2 separate regions of the Homo sapiens genome follow, and region 1 is linked to region 2. A link is an interaction called in ENCODE POLR2A ChIA-PET data of the cell type or tissue named here. Cell type or tissue: PC-3. All regions are shown on one strand. Links, peaks and the distances in the headings refer to the core of each region. The heading gives the core; the rest is flanking DNA. Region 1 overlaps STRN3 (striatin 3). Region 2 overlaps AP4S1 (adaptor related protein complex 4 subunit sigma 1).

What was found. Peaks named below come from ENCODE experiments on the same cell type or tissue, not always from the same donor. Only the 100,000 strongest peaks of a DNase experiment are listed, where the experiment ranks them.
Region 1: POLR2A ChIA-PET joins it to region 2 with 5 read pairs; 9 of 35 experiments call an interaction of 5 or more read pairs at or near these places.

Annotation. Positions count from the first base shown.
Region 1 is chr14:30,984,844-30,989,237 of GRCh38, reverse strand. The region is part of intron 1 of STRN3 (striatin 3); the gene reads left to right. Among named protein-coding and RNA genes, the nearest start is that of MIR624, 28 kb to the left of the region's middle. In PC-3, for the core only: no CTCF peak of the experiment used is centred there; no DNase peak of the experiment used is centred there.
Region 2 is chr14:31,068,771-31,073,164 of GRCh38, reverse strand. It overlaps AP4S1 (adaptor related protein complex 4 subunit sigma 1), which reads right to left. Exons shown (of 6, transcript NM_001128126.3): 3 at 3,236-3,322; 4 at 192-260. Among named protein-coding and RNA genes, the nearest start is that of STRN3, 45 kb to the right of the region's middle. In PC-3, for the core only: no CTCF peak of the experiment used is centred there; a DNase peak (open chromatin) is centred at 2,504.

The DNA.
Region 1 (4,394 bases), core at 104-4,103, 84 kb after region 2:
GGCAGGGTCCAGGCTGGGCAGGTTACTAGAACAGGGGTCTTTAAGTGATTGCTTAGTGGGCCAAAGAATAAGGTAACTGACCCCTCTCTTTATCTTGAACTTGACCAGACTACTTTCTGTGGATGATTCAAATTCCTTTTCATATGAGTCTTTTTATTTTTGAAGGTTAAGAATCTACCTGGGGTAGTGAAGGCATTGGACCCTGGGAAGCCAGTAGACTTGAGATCTACTGTCCTGATTCTTCTATCTTACTAGCCAAGACAGTGTCCGTGAGCAAGACACTTTACTTCCAGAGGGGGTGGCTTAGTTGCCTAATTTGTAAAATAATTATAATTCATTATTGGAAGTGGAGATTATAGAGCTGGAATATTCACTTCCTGTGGTATAAATAGTGTGAACAAAAGTTGGATGGCTGTAAAGTGCAAGGTCTTTTTTGAGGAATGTTGCATGTTTCACTTGTGGTAGAGTACAGAGGAATGATGAAAAATAAGCTTGAAAATGTAGGATAATGGTAGAATGGAGAGAACCTTGAAAATAGCCTGTTAGGACAGTAGATGAGTCATTCAAAACTTTGTCAGAGAAAAGTGAGAGGACCTGCTTTATAATTGTACCATGACTTCATTTTCTTTATTAATTATTCTCTTTCTCTTTTTAAATGTTCAGATTTTAAGGAATAAATTTGCATTCCAACCAAGTTTTGCTGTTTCATCTCCATTCATTGATATGCTTTAATTTTGTTGTAGTTGGGCTCAGCAGATTTCTACTTTGTATTGTATATGTTCGTTGAGTAAATATATTTGGTAAAATTAAGAAAGGTAAATAACAAATAAAAATAGGTTGTGGTGCTAGCAGAAAGGGGCATAAAGAGATAAGCTTAGAAAAGTTAATACCTGGAACAGCTTTTTGTTTATTAATTTTAGTTTGAGTATAAGGGTCAGAGTTTGGTTGATAATACCTTTTAGGATTTGCTTATGAGGCCAAAGTGCTGCTCGTGTCACAGGACCTAGCTGAGCATCTTGGACATTGTTTTTTAATATGTCAAATCAGTGTTAGTCTTGTTCAGTATAATAAACATTTATTGAATGTTTGGAATAATGGAAGACTTGGCTTCTGTTCAGGGCTCACAGTCCAGTGAAGGAATGTAAAACTTGCTTTAATATACAAGACATTTGGAAGAAAGCACTGCAAGAAGTGAGAAAAACAGCTGGACGCGGTGGCTTACGCCTGTAGTCCCAGCACGTTGGGAGGCCTAGGCGGGCGATTCACAAGGTCAGGAGTTCAAGACCAGCCTGACCAACATGGTGAAACCCCGTCTCTACTAAAAATACAAAAATTAGCTGGGCATGGTGGCACACACCTGTAATCCCAGCTACTTGGGAGGCTGAGGCAGGAGAATTGCTTGAACCCGGGAGGCAGAGGTTGCAGTACCAAGACCGCGCGCCACTGCACTCCAGCCTGGGCAACAGAACGAGAGTCTGTCTCAAAAAAAAAAAAAATTATATTCAACTGATTGAATGTAAGAAAATATTGTGGGCAGAATCACAGCGAGTAGTCAGAATAATCTTTCTGGAATGCAAATATTGATTATTTTATTGTTTTACTTTTTAAGCTACCATGGCTCCTCCAAATTTCTAATATGAACCTCAAGGTCCTACATGGCCTGGTTGTGACGTATTTCTCTAGCCTCAGCTTAAATTTTATTTTATGTTTTTTTTTATTTTTTATTTTTTTGAGATGGAGTCTCGCTCTGTCACCCAGGCTGAAGTGCAGTGGCGCGATCTCAGCTCACTGCAAGCTCTGCCTCCTGGGTTCACGCCATTCTCCTGCCTCAGCCTCCTGAGTAGCTGGGACTACAGGCGCCTGCCACCACGCCCAGCTAATTTTTTGTATTTTTAGTAGAGATGGGGTTTCACCATGTTAGCCAGGATAGTCTCGATCTCCTGACCCTGTGATCCGCCTGCCTCGGCCTCCCAAAGTGCTGGGATTACAGGCGTGAGCCACTGCGCCTGGCCCTTAAATTGTATTTTATATTTTCTTTTTCCGGCTGCCATGCCTCTACGTTACTCTTGCCCTTTCTTTGGAGTTTTACTGTTCTTTATATCCTCAGAGTCTATCACAGTGTACAGCCTGTACTAGTAAGTGTGTTTAAAGGACTGTATGCCTTCTTGTACCATAAAGAGGGTAAGTTTATGCAAACACTGAAATTAAGAAACAAAATTTTGTTGGTAATTAGAGCTTGAGTATTTTTTTTGATTATCCTTCCATACAGTGAAATAAATGGAGATACCAAAATATAAAAAAATGAACTTTTTGCTTTGTGGATTTGAGAAAGACTATAAAGAGTAAATTAAATATGTAGTATGTGTGAGAGATGAAATTCACCATTGATTTTTCTTTCCTTCCTTTAACAGTTTCATTACTGAAAAAAATAGTTGATATCTTCTGTTTAAGAGTGGCACTACATTACACTAAAGTAGGTGTGAGCCAAAATGAATTGTACTTTTTTCTATTTATTTCCAAGACTTGGGGAAACATTAACTTATTCAATAAGTATTAGCTGGCACCTGCATTATGCAGGATGGAAAATGTAATTTGCATGATGCTAGGGTAGCACTATAGTAGGATAAAATGATGTGGCCTGTGTTTTCAAGGAACTTGTTTTCTGCATAGTATGGAAAGTAAAAGAAATATAGGAATAGTGTTAGTAGCTAAAAGGTTTATTACCTTTTAGGTTAGGTACTTGTCTTATTTGCAAATATGTCCTTTCTGGCTACTATCTAGCTACTACTGTAATAATCACATTCTTGAGAAATGCTTGAGTTCTTGAAGGCATTTCAGCCAAGCACACATTTCTAAGTAAAACATGGACTGTCCCTTTCTATGTTTTCTAAACGGTTGACCGAGCTAGATAATGTAAATAAAAATACGTATTTCTCTTAATTTTCTTTTAATCTTAGAACACTTCAGGAGGCCAGTGTTTTTTTCTTTTTCGCTTTGGATCTGCTTTGGTTGTTCTCAGCATTTTAGAAGCATACCTGTCCCTCACACGCATCCATGCAGTGAAGCCTTATACATGTTTTCCAAATGGAAGGTAAATGAAGAGGGAACTTTTATACCTTCACTCCTTTCATAGAAAGATCATTCTCATTCTTTTTTTAATAGATCATTTCTCTTTAATAGAAAGATCATTCTCTCCTTCCCTAGGTTTCCCATCTTGTGGTTAAGGCTGAAAATTCCTGAGAGAGAGAGAGAGAAAGCGCATGCACACAAGTGCTTATGATTGAGAATGAAAAGAGAGCTGAGGGGGGTGTGTGGGAGACTTAATAAAAATAGATGTTGAGCTAGGTCTTGTTCTGAACAGGTAGTTTTTGGACAGAAAAAAATGGAAAAGGATATTAATGTGAGCCTAAGATATTAGCAAAAGATACGTGTGCAAACATTAGCAAAAGATGTAAGTGTAAACGTTAGCAAAAGATATATTTCTTATGATAAAACTATAAACATAAGTCAAACATGGATCATCATTTATACATATTTATGTGAAGATCTTAAAGTTTCTTCTTAATGGTATATTTTCCCATATAAGAGATGTTTATGAAACTGTTTAGACTACCAAAGATCAATTTTTTTTTTTGAGATGGAGTTTCGCTCTCGTTGCCCAGGCTGGAGTACAATGCGTGATCTTGGCTCACTGCAACCTCTGCCCACCAGATTGAAGTGGTTCTCCTGCCTCAGCCTCCCAAGTAGCTGGAACTACAGGCATGCGCCACCATGCCTGGCTACTTTTTGTATTTTTAGTAGAGACGGGGTTTCATGATGTTGGCCAGGTTGGTCTCGAACTCCCGACCTCAGGTCATCCACCTGCCTCGGCCCCCAAAAGTGCTGGGATTACAGGTGTGAGCCACCGCGCCTGGCCTATTTTTTTTTTTTTGGCGGAGTTTTACTCTTGTTGCCCAGGCTGGAGTGCAATGGTGCCATCGTGGCTCACTGCAACCTCTGCCTCCTAGGTTCAAGCGATTCTCCTACCTCAGCCTCCCGAGTAGTTGGGATTACAGGCACCCGGCTGTAATTTTTTGTATTTTTAGTAGAAATGGGGTTTCGTCATATTGGCCAGGCTGGTCTTGAACTCCTGACCTCAGGTGATCCACCTACCTCGGCCTCCCAAAGTGCTGGGATTACAGGTGTGAACCACCGCGTCCGGCCAAGATAAAATATTTTTGTTATTAAAAAAAAGTATTCCGCAATTACATCTAACTTTTTTAAAGCTTAGGATACTTCATAAAAAGAAAGATCCTAGGAATTTCTAAATGCCTAATCCTCATCTATTCAAATCATTAAGTATGTATTACTTCTAAAGGGGTATAACAAATTAAGCTGTTAGAGTTCTGAATGTC
Region 2 (4,394 bases), core at 228-4,227:
AGGCATGTATAGGCTTGTAACACTTTGGATAAACCAGAAGGAAAGATAAAGAAAATTTGGCATCACTTAAGTTTTAACTTTTACTTATTAAAACTCTGTATTAACACATGTTCTTGATATAGATCCAAAGAGACTCAATTTCTGGGAAACTGGGTTGAGGAAGTAAACCATTTTTTAGCCATTAGACTTACCACTCGGCTGAAATACTCATCTAAAACTTCCACAAAGTTATGAATGAATTCATAAATAGCCATCTCGTTCTACAATAAAAGAAGAAAGGTACAATCAATTTTAGTGTCGCTTCCCATGTAAACCAGACATAGAACTTCCCAGTCAGTGTCCAGGTTTTAGAGCATGTGGCTTAGTGAACCGATAATGTGAGGAAAGTAGCCTCCCACTGACAAATATTCAGAACAGTTCTATCACTCACTTGTTTAAAAGATGTTTATCAATGGGGGAAATGTAGATAAACCTTAACTTCTAGGATTTTTTTTGGCCAGATGTGATGGTTCATATCCGTAATCCTAGCACTTTGGGAGGCCAAGGTGAGAGGATGGCTTGGGGCCAGGAGTTCAGGACCAGCCTAGGCAATATAGTGAGACTCTGTCTCCATAAAAAACTTAAAAACTAGCCAGGTGTGGTGGTGCATGCCTGTAGTCTCAGCTACTTGCGAGACTGAGGCAGGAGGATGGCTTGACCCCAGGAGTTCCAGGCTGCAGTGAGCTATGATGGCACCACTGTACTCCCGCCTGGGAAACAGAGCGAGGTCCTATCTTAAAAAACAAAAAGGCCATGCGTGATGGCTCACACCTGTAATCCCCACCACTTTGGGAGGCCGAGGTGGGAGGATCACTTGAGCCCAGGAGTTGAAGACCAGCCTCACCAACATAATGAGACCTCTTCTCTACAAAAAATAAAAAAATAGGCTTGGCGTAATGGCTCATGTCTGTAATCCCAGCACTTTGGGAGGCTGAGATGCGTAGATCACTTGAGGTCAGGAGCTTGAGACCAGCCTGGCCAACATAGTGAAACCTCGTCTCTACTAAAAATACAAAAATTAGCTGGGCATGGTGGCACATGCTTGTAATCCCAGCTACGTGGGAGGCTGAGGCAGGAGAATTGCTTGAACCTAGGAGGATCACTTGAACCTGGGAGGCTGAGATTGAAGTGAGCCAAGATTGTGCCACTGTACTCCAACCTGAGTGACATAGCGAGACTCCATCCCCACCCCCCCAAAAAAAATCAAATAAATAAATAAATAAATAAATAAATAAAAGTAAAAATATCCAGGTATCTTGGTGTGCGCCTGTAGTCTTAGGTACTCGGGATTGTGAGGCTGAGGTGGAAGGATCACTTCAGGCCAGGAGGTCAAGGCTGCAGTGAGACGTGAAGGTGCCACTGCATTCTAGCCTGGGTGATGGAGAGAGACCATGTCTTAAAAAATTTAGGCCGGGTGCGGTGGCTCACGCCTGTAATCCCAGCACTTTGGGAGGCTGAGGGAGGTGGATCATGAGGTCAGGAGATCGAGACCATCCTGGCCAAAAGGTGAAACCCTGTCTCTACTAAGAATACAAAAATTAGCTGGGCGTGATGGTGGGTGCCTGTAGTCCTAGCTACTCAGGAGGCTGAGGCAGGAGAATCGCTTGAACCCAGGAGGCAGGGGTTGCAGTGAGCCGAGATCATGCCATTGCACTCCAGCCTGGTGACAGGGTGAGATTCCATCTCCAAAAGAATCTTTTTTTCTTTTTTTTGAAGTCCATGATGAATCTAGCCAGATTAAAATCTTAGTGTCTAGCACTTAGAGTTCTTAGATCTATTTCCTGACTTTACCACAAATTGGCTTAAGCAATTTTTCAGGCTCTTCATGCCATCATTTTTCTATCTGTGAAGATGGGAAAACCACTTCAAAGTTTGGTTCATGGATAAAAAACAACAAATCAATATTTCAGTTAGATCTAAAACATCCTTTCAGGGATTCCATGGCCATAAGTGCTATTGATTTGGGAGTGGCATTTGTGAAGGGGTGAACTAAATAAATTTGGGGTGATGTAACTGCCATACAATCATCTTTAGAGTTTTCTCTGGCTTTTGATATATCAGCCCTTTTTTTTTTGAGATGGAGTCTCACTCTGTCGCCCAGGCTGGAGTCCAGTGGCGCAATCTCGGCTCACTGCAAGCTCTGCCTCCTGGGTTCACACCATTCTCCTGCCTCAGCCTCCCGAGTAGCTGGGACTACAGGCGCCCGCCACCACGCCCAGCTAATTTTTTGTATTTTTAGTAGAGACGGGGTTTCACTGTATTAGCCAGGATGGTCTCGATCTCCTGACCTCATGATCTGCCCACCTCTGCCTCCCAAAGTGCTGGGATTTCAGGCATGGGCCACCGCGCCCGGCCTCAGCCCATGTTTAATGCCAAAATCAGTCGGCCTCTATACTTATCTGACCTGCTTCATTGTTCAAGAGAACAAGGGCAGGGCACTGGTATTGCTTACAACAGAAAAAGGCATTCTGTGGTTTGGGGCTTCTCTACTTTGCAAGCTCCTGATCTAATCCAAGAAACATCCTAGATATTTCTCTTCCACACAGCTTTCCTCATCCTTGCTAGAAACCAAGATCCTAGCCAGGCACAGTGGCTTGTGCCTGTATTCCCAGCTACTTGGGAGGCTAAGCCAGGAAGATCGCTTGAAGTCAGGAGTTCTAGGCCAACCTGGGCAATACAGTGAGATCCCATCTCTAAAAGAAAATAAAAGCAAAAAAATAAGTTGGGCTTGGGAGTGTGAGCCTGCAGTCCCAGCTAGTCAGGTGGCTGAGATGGGAAGACTGCTTGAACCCAGGAATTCAAGGCTGCAGTGAGCTATGACTGTGCCATTGCACTCTAGCCTGTCTCTTAAAAAAATAAAAATAAAAATAAATTGGGAGTCTGAGGCAGGCGGATCATGAGGTCAGGAGATCGAGACCATCTTGGCCTCGATGGTGAAACCCCATCTCTACTAAATACAAAAAATTAGCCGGGTGTGGTGGCACATGCCTGTAATCCCAGCTACTTGGGAGGCTGAGGCAGGGGAATCGCTTCAACCTGGGAGGTGGAGGTTGCAGTGAGCTGAGATCATGCCACGGCACTCCAGACTGGTGACAGGGCAAAATTCTGTCTAAAAAAAATCAAGAGAGTCATAATTCTTAGGGAGGCAAGTAGAAAGAAATTCTTGCATTTTCCAAGGGCTCTTCTATTATCTTACCTCAGTGTCATTAACTCCAACCACAATGAAGAGAGCTGCATACTGCCGATATATCAGCTTAAAATCCTTATATTCAATGAAAGAGCACTAGACAAAACACAATGAGATATTAATTCCTGTGGCTGAGAGAGAGTTCTTTAAAATGACATGCGTAAGTTCTAGGTTCTGATTTACCCGACAAACATTCCTAGAAATATAGAATATTAAGATGTTACACAACCATTGGTGACCTTCTCACAATATTCAGGGGACCACTTGGAAGCATCTCTAGTGGAAACTGGAGAAGTATTGGAAAAAAGTCTGAGGGTTCACATGGGTTCCCACTTACACTCCTTCTTGTTCCTTTGCTTTGCTCTGCGTGGAAGTCAGCAGGCAAAGGTAATGCATAATCAGCATTTTAAAGTGCCTCTGAAGCGAAAATAAGCAAACACGATAAAGATTTTCTTCTTCTCACCTCCCCAAGATTTTTTTGGAAGCAATTAGATATTCTCAGTTTTGTACTATTTAATAGTCATTGAGGAGCCAAATACATGGTACAAACAAACAAAAATTGGTTGCTTTTTCCTAGACTCATGAAAAGAATCCATGTAGATTATTTTATAAATTATTTAAAGATGCCTTCTTTGTGGCAGATGCTAGACAAAATCTCGCATTGTAAACATTGCTTCATATGAATTAATAACTAGCCTGCCACCACTGACACATGGAAAAACTCCCTTCTCATTCATCCCTTTCCTATCACCTTTGTACAAAGAGTTATGGGAAGGCGCTGAGTGGATGGGAGGTGGAGAGTGGGCAGAAGCACAAGGTTACTCTTCTTCTGGATTTTAGGGTGTGCTGGATGTGTTGCTCTTAGGTGCCCGGATGCACCTGGGAATGAAGCTGCAAATTTTGACCATGGAAATTCCTCTATGGGAAAGCCATCTGGAGGAATTTAGGCTTTTATTTAAAATTAGGATAAAGGTAATGAGTACAGAAGCATTCTGCAGCGTTTGGCTCACTGTAGAGCCAGTGGGATCTCTGCTCAGCTGGATCTTTCAAGGAAACACAACCTTTTTGAAAGAACTGAGGAACATTTTTCAAAGCTTCTCAGGAGTTTCTGACATTAAAAAAAAAAGTATCAAAGCACCTCTATGGATAAAAACTAAGCTGCTATTAT